Regions from separate parts of the Homo sapiens genome. Here region 1 is linked to region 2. The links are chromatin contacts, found by Hi-C or POLR2A ChIA-PET in ENCODE. All regions are on one chromosome and are shown on one strand. The core of a region is the stretch at or near the end of the contact, and the rest is flanking DNA. Distances in the headings are between cores, read along the strand shown.

Region 1 (3,867 bases), core at 1,122-3,621, 1.1 Mb after region 2:
TCTTTTCACACACAAACATACTGATGGATATTTTTGTTTGTTTCTCCAGATGACACTCAGTATCTACAAGTTTTTGTGGTCATTTCACTAGCTGTTTTGTAGATAGTGGATGGCCTTGCTATGGAATCCTTGCTGGATATTGTGGTGGAGGCAGAGGAATGCAGTGGTTGAGACTGGCCCCTTTCCTTAGGTCATCACTGGAATTTTAGTGAAGAAGTGCTGCCCAGGGATGGCATCATTAACATGCTGCAGAGCCCTTGAGCTTGGAGGAGACAGCACTTGAGTTATGGTACAATTCACTGTAAATGTGTTTTATGGTCGCCTAAAATGTGTTTAGGTGACCATAAAACACGTTTTATGAAAGAGTTGCATAATCCAATCAGAGACCATTTCCCAAAAGGAAAATTCACAGCTAAATGGAATGAAAAGTATTATCTGAACTTCACTAGCTATTGACTCCACCTAGTCGTTCAAGAGGAAAGCGAATGCTTATACATTGTTAGTGGAAATGTAAACAAATACAACTGTATGGAAAGGAGGATGGATAGTTCTCAAAAAACTTAGAATAGAACTACCATTTAATCCAGCAATCCTGCTACTACTGGGCGTCTACACAAAGGAAAAGAAGCCACTGTATCAAAAAAACACCTGCACTCATGGTTATCACTACGTATATTCATCACCACACCATACATACATACACACACACAATGGAATACTATTCAGCCATATAAAAGTATAAAATCAGCCGGGTGCGGTGGCTCACGCCTATAATCCCAGCACTTAGGGAGGGTGAGGCAGGTGGATCACGAGGTCAGGAGATCGAGACCATCCTGGCTAACACGGTGAAACCCCGTCTCTACTAAAAATACAAAAAATTAGCCAGGTGCTGTGGCAGGCACCTGTAGTCCCAGCTACTCAAGATGCTGAGGTGGGAGAATGGCATGAACCCGGGAGGCGGAGTGTACAGTGAACCGAGATCGTGACACTGCACTCCAGCCTGGGCGATAGAGCGAGACTCCGTCTCAAAAAAATAAATAAATAAATAAAGTATAAAATCATGGCTTTGGCAACAATGTGGATGCCATTATCTTTGGTGAAATAACTCAGAAAGTCAAATACTGCATGCTCTCACTTATAAGTCAGAGCTAAATCATGTGTACACATGGACATAGAGTGTGGAATAATAGACTTTGGAGACTCAGAAGGGTGGAAGCGTGGCAAGGGTGTAACGTGTGAGAAATTGCTTAATGAGTACAATATATGTTACTCAGGTGATAGTTACACTAAAAGCCAAGACGTCAGCACTCTGCCACATGTCCGTGTAACGAAACTGCACTTGTACTGTTAAATCTATACAAATAAAAAAGAAACTGAATCTTTGCCAAGTTGCTCCTAACTATGTCTGAAGGTCCTCTGGTGATATCTCACACCGGCTCAGAACCAAGACAGTCGGCTCCCTTGTCATAGCCATTGGGATTTCCCTCCTCCATATCCCAGGCCCCCACCCTGATGGGCACCATTGCACATGTCAGGCCCGCCCTGATGGGCACCATTGCACATGTTAGGACCCTTGGCTGCTGGCTCATGGGAGCTGGATACCAAAGCATCTGCTGGGACAGGAGAGAATGCCTGAACCCCTTTATTCTGGTAGAAGAGTATCTAACCAACCAACAGAACTGTATGTTTCTTCTTTAATGTGAATAACTGTGAAAACAACTCTTTTCATTTTTATTTATAGCTCTCTCTCCCCCTAAATTCACACATGCATCTCTGGGGCTGGAGATCAGCTCAAGAGATGGACACCCCATTGTTTCCTGAAACACTCTCCTCTCTAACCATGAAGTCTTATTCCTGGACTAGCCTATGTATCTGCCTCTCCTCTGCCCATCACCCATGCTCATATCATTCACATTAGACCTTTGTATTCTGGGTGAACTGGGGAGATGTGGCCCTTGGGTTCACTTTGATTACTTCCTTGTAAAAATAAACGCTTAATAGCCCTGCCCACTAATTTTTTGGATATGATATTTTAGGCCCAAGCCGGGAGTCATCCTTCCATCACTCTATATTTGGAAGAGGGAAGGATTTGTGGCATCAAATATTTAAAAATAAAAGTAAAAATATTAAAATTAATTGAGTAACTTAATTAAAATAATAGTTTAAAGTGGCAGCAGGGCAAAGGAGCATTTGTAGCTTCAGAAATGTAGTGATCATTCTACAGTCTTTTGAAAAGATAAACCTGACAGGAATTTCTAGCGAAAATGAAAATTGGTGACGGTTGAGCAGCTGCAAAGCAAAAGTGAAAAAGTCCTTGAGTTGTCCTAGCACAGAACGTGCTCACCAGCGCCGTTGGATCCTATCCCTGATACCAAAGGATCCACTGTGAATAGCCCAGCAATTTTTAGCACTGCAGCTGAGTAAAACAGAGTGGCAGATCCAAATGTCATTAAACATTTATAATTTCGGGGAAACCCTTATTTCAAATCAATTCTTCATAACCATTTCCTCAGTAAATTCATTCAACAAGTATTTATCGGGCAGTTTCTATGAGTCAGATAATATTATAGGGGCTGGGGATATAGCAGTGACCAAGACCATTTAGAACTCTATTCTTAAGACATTGCCACCTTCCTGGGAGGAGAAAGGTGCCAACAGAAATGGATAAGCCAGATAATTTAAGTTTCGGATAAAATAAAACAAGGTACATTGTTTTATTGACATAAGGTCAAGAAAAGTCCTCTCTAAAGAGGTGATGTTGAAGCTGAGCCCAGTGAAATAAAGGAGCCTACCAAGTAAAGGCATGGAGAAAGGATGTTCCAGACGCAGGGGCCAGGAAGTGCAGAGACCTGAGGCAGGAATGACCTGAGGGACGGTAGTACCAGGTGAGACAGGGAGATGGGCAAGGGCAAGGGCAAGATCGTTCTGAGCATGAGTCAACAAACTATGGGCCATGGGCCAAATGTGTCTCTCTGCCTGTTGTTTTTTAAATAAAGTTTTATTAGAATACACATGTGCCCCTTCATTCATGTATTGACTATGGCTGCTTTCGCACCATATTGGTAGAATTGGGTAGCGGGGACACAGACTGTATATTCCACAGAGGCAAAAGTATGTAATACCTGATCCTCTGCAAATAAAAAGTTTGCAGACCCCTGGCTTAGAACTCCATACATTTTGATTACATTTTAAACTTAGTAGGAAGCCCTTGGGTGGTTTTAAGCGAGGAAATAGATATGATTTTACTGCTGAAAAATGACTTGTGCTATTCTGTGGAGAGAGAAATAGGGAAACAAGGCATTTCAATGTTCTAGGCATGAGAAAACCATGGCAGCTACGGAGATGGAGAGAAGAGATCACATAAAATTTTTACAGCAAGTGTGTGACAAATCGGAAAATTCTAAATATTGAGTCATTTTATGATGCCAGCTTATTATAACTGATGCCATCTATGTGGAATTACAATAATACTGTAAGCCTTAATAGGTTTATAAATTTTCTGCAAGTATAAACCAGAATCTACCTTCAGTTCTCTTTCTCAGCAACACAGTTAAGACCAGGAGAACTGAATGGTTTTCTCTTCATCCTTCAACTTCCAACATTTAGCAGAGTCCCAGGCACAAATTATCCACCCAATAAATTCCACTGGATGAACAAATGGCTCCAAAGGCCAGAAAGCCTGAATCCCGATAAACTGTTTTTTAATTCAATTTTTAAATAAATGGTTGTATTTATTGAAAATGTATTCATTCTTTCAACAAATACCTTTAGAGTACCTGCCGTATACCAGGTATGCTGTTTAATGAGGATGGGGTTGGAGGGGGTGAATGCATGAAACAGAATGGATGCTGACTCTGTAGAGCTTGC
Region 2 (3,902 bases), core at 490-2,989:
CTCTTACAGCATGGAAGTGCATTTCTCCAGGTCCATTTATTCATCTGTTCATCCTGCAAACATGTACTGGCCGCTGACTGCTTATAATGTCCGGTGCCAGCGCTTGGGATTAATATAGACACAAATTAGACATGAGTCTTGCCTTTAAGATGCTTAACATTCATGTCACCCACTTAAAGCAAGGGTGGACTGTGGGAGGGCTAGTGATAAGCAGGGTGAGATTTCACTGGCAAGAGGCACTGATGCCATTGGAAGGGGCTGGGTTTGTGGGTGTGAGAGTGGTGGGAAATGTAGGGCAGGAAGAGAAAATGGTGAAGCTGCCCTTTGAAGGGTTTGACTAGGTGAGGATGGGTCAGATTCACCCTGACACACCTGGCCAGGGCTGATCCTAGTCTGGAATTAGATGTCTGGGTTCAGAACCCATGCTATCTGTGAGACCATGTGCAAAGGTCCTCACCAGCTAGGCCCCATTACCTCATCTGTGAAATGAGATACACATAGTTCTTCCTTCCTGGTGATTCCCTGGAGATTTGGCCAGCTTCGTATGATGCTTTGGGCACAACCCCCAGCATGGCATCAACTCTTGATCAGTACCAGCTAGCTGCCATTGCTGTTAGCCAATCCGGGGAGAGAAGGGACTTTTCTGACACTGCGAGCTTGGAACAGGCGTCTAGTACCATATATTTAGGAGACTGGAAGGGAAAACTTGACCATTTCTTTGAGTTGTAAACTTGCCTGGTAGCAAGGAGGAGAAAAAGGTGAGCAAGTCCCATGTCTAAAACCCTATTAAAGGCTCTTTATTTTTTCCTGGCTCTAGGGCTGCGTTTTCTACCTGTTGTTATGAAAACATGGCCTAAAATATCTCTAGCCAAGCAGTCCAGAGCCCATGGGAACTGTCAAAACTGGGATTGGAGCATAAATATGAAATGACACGAAGCTTCATGTTCTGTTATTAAACTTCACAGCTAGAATTTTTGAAAGCAAATTATCTTGTAGAAATATTCTTGTTACGTTAAACTGGAAATGAAAATAACTTATTTATTTGCTTAGATCAAATTGTTGCATGCAAAGTTAGGCTGTGTTGTTTTTCCACTGCCAAATGCTTTGACGCATTCCTTTAACCAAACAGTTTAAATGTGAATATTAGTTAAGATGCATCAACCACAGTGGGTTGTCAGCCTCCTAAGGATTGTATCCTTTCAAATGGGTCAATGAATAGAGATTTAAAATAGAAGTCAGATACTTTAATGTTTTTCGCATTCAACCAAGAGAACAATTTGCTTGCAGATAGTAGGGGTATGTTATATGTGATTGATAAATGAGCTTATTTACGGCAATTTGGGCATCCCCTGTATGTGCCGTAGTTTTCAGAAGCACGAGCAGGTGTTATCAGGGCTTGGGATGCACCTTCATGGCCACCAGATGTCACTGTTGAGTCACAGAAGCACAGCCATAGGGGCTGAGAATCTTTGGTGGGGAGGACGTTTAGGAAAACTTTACCTTGCCAAACAGCTCATTCTTTATTTTAAATATCTGCCAAGCCCAGGATCCCAGGGCAAGCTTAGCTGAAGTCAGGAGAGTGCTTTAGAGTATGGAACAAAATTAGGGAAATAGGAAAAAAATGCAGTATTTGCTCTTTCTGTCTTTTGGAGATTCTCCTTGTCGCTCAATCACACTTGTACGCCTGCTCTCTCCCCATTCCCAGCCCAGAGCTAAGCAGTAAATGCACTGAATTGGTTAGACCCTTGCAAAATCGCAGAACACCAGAGCTGGCAGGGCTCACAGGCGTCAGCTAGCACAATGTCTCAACTCAAGTGCAGGGGCGCCAATAGGAGGAGGAGTTGTTCAAAGTCTCTGTTAGCTTTAGGCTGAGGATCTCTCATAAGGATATTAAATAAAGGTATAGCACAGCGGTTCTTAAAAGTGTGGTCCCTGGACCAGCAGAACTAGTATCACACGGGAACTTGTTAGAAATGCACATTCTTGGCCTGCACCCCAGATCTACTGAATCAGAAAGGCTGGGTTGGGGTTTAGCAATCTGTCCTTTAACAAGCCCTCCAGAGGATTCTGATTTGACAGAGGGAAAAGCTCTACTGATAATACGGGTAGGAGAGCTTCAGTTCCTACTTCCGGGTGCCATCAGCATCTCTCCAGGCTCTGGGCTCTGAAGATTATGGTTAATTCACAGCTTCTCATTGGAGCTTGACCTCATCTACACATTCCCTGGGAAAAGTGTCTCCCTTCTAGACATGACTATATTGGGTTGAGGTATCAAGATACTTCTCTTCTATGCTCCCCATTTTTTCCCGGCTCCACCTTCCAGCCATGGAATACAGTTGACTTAGGATGCTCCCTGGTAGCTCCCTTTTGGGCAGGAGCAGCTGGAGCCCTAGTCAACCCTTTCCCCTCCTCTGCTCCCTTATCCCCCTTATACTTCTTCCCCTGTGTCTCGCACTTTTCTATTTCAGGAGGGAGAGCTTAGTGCTATTGAGAATCTACCACGTGCCATGTGTTTCCACATGTTCTTGGAGCTCTCACAACAAACCATGGAAAAGAGAGTTTGACCGTCGCCACTTTTTTTTTTTTTTTTTTTTTTTTTTTCCAGGCCGGGAAACGGCCAAGGTCGCACTGGCAAGGACTTGTGTGCACAGGGAAATTTCAATGGTCCTCCTTCAAGTTAATGGGGCTTTACTTTCCTCCCAGGCTCTCTCTGCATTTTTAATGAGACTGCAAGTCCCAAGAGGGAAGCCAAGTAAGCATTTCAGATTCCTCTGCCTGGATCTGAGGGCAGAGACTTCTAGGGGGTTGGGAGGTAGAAGAAGGGAATCCCTGTGATTCCCCACAAGGTGCGTTCCCAAGAAAGAGTGCCTCTTCTGTGCTTGGAAAATGGTTAGATCCTGAGCGTGGTCTCCCACAGAAAGAAGTATTCCTTAGCTTTCGACATCACTTATGTTGTCATTTTCCAGCTACTTTTAGGACTGCCCATTTCCTATATTATGTGTTCTTCTAAGGTTTAACCTCAAGTTAGTGTAATCAAAGATTTTTTTCTGCTACATCAGGTTAGATTGGCTTTGCAAATTCTGGCATCCTCCTGTTTCCTCTTGTTTGAATATATGTTAAAAAAAAAACCATAAAAACAACAAAACAAAATAACAAAAAAAAACTATTTATCTTATTTTGGTACTCTAGTTTTTAGGAAAGGCCTGATCCTAATCATGTTTGGATGCACACTAGGAAAATACTACTTAACCTTTTTCTTGCCTTTTTAATGTCTGCTGTTCCTTTTCTTGTAGCAAGTGATACAGAGGAATTGCAGTGAAGTTACCATGAAGATAAAGGTAAACCCACACAAATGACCTCCAGCATCTTCTGTCTTTAGCTTTTCCTTCCTAGCCGACACATCTTTTGAGTTTTAGAACATTTACGTTGTTTTATACTCCATCTCATTTTGAGGCTTTCCTCTTTCTTTCCAGGCTAGTTCTTTGTGATATAAGACTTAATTCTGCTTTTTTGTTTCTGATTGAGAATTTCATTTCCTTTTATGCTTAGGCGTTTGCTCAGCCTAACTTACCAGTGTGGTTTATTCTGCTGAGAAAAACTGAGAACTCATGAGAATGCTGTTCTTCTTTCCTTTTCTTTCTCAGTATTCAAGCGTGGGCTTGGGAGTCAGGCATTCCTGGGTTCAGATCTTGGCTTTTCTTCTTACTAGGTTGTGTAAACTTAGATGAGTAACTTCATCTCTGTCAGTCTCAGACAAACTGAGCCAGGCTCAGACATGCAGATTCAGATCACTGGGCCACCAGGTCCTAGTGATGCCCCAGAGAGGCTGCTGGGCTTTGTTGTGGGTGACCTAAAGAGGTGCAAACCCAAAAGTATCTGAGACAGGTCTCAATCCACTTAGA

What was found. Hi-C counts contacts between places; a loop is a spot of excess contacts on that map. ChIA-PET counts read pairs that join two places held with the same protein, here RNA polymerase II (POLR2A). Pooled maps may share reads with other maps.
Region 1: a map of B cell shows a loop between it and region 2 (36-fold over the local background). The contact joins two enhancer-like sites. A Hi-C loop is called at or near these places in 6 of 168 maps with a recorded cell type or tissue (B cell, CD8-positive, alpha-beta T cell, IMR-90 and 2 more), 5 of 37 single-sample maps with no recorded cell type and 21 of 50 pooled maps. POLR2A ChIA-PET finds 5 or more read pairs at or near these places in 1 of 52 experiments (MCF 10A).

The regions. Positions count from the first base shown.
Region 1 is chr16:83,351,863-83,355,729 of GRCh38, forward strand. The region is part of intron 6 of CDH13 (cadherin 13); the gene reads left to right. Among named protein-coding and RNA genes, the nearest start is that of CDH13-AS1, 46 kb to the right of the region's middle. Within about 2 kb of position 2,372, at least 4 of the 41 ENCODE cell types and tissues checked have a DNase peak (open chromatin) inside an H3K27ac peak, as active enhancers do.
Region 2 is chr16:82,262,277-82,266,178 of GRCh38, forward strand. No RefSeq gene overlaps it. Among named protein-coding and RNA genes, the nearest start is that of MPHOSPH6, 94 kb to the left of the region's middle. Within about 2 kb of position 1,740, at least 2 of the 41 ENCODE cell types and tissues checked have a DNase peak (open chromatin) inside an H3K27ac peak, as active enhancers do.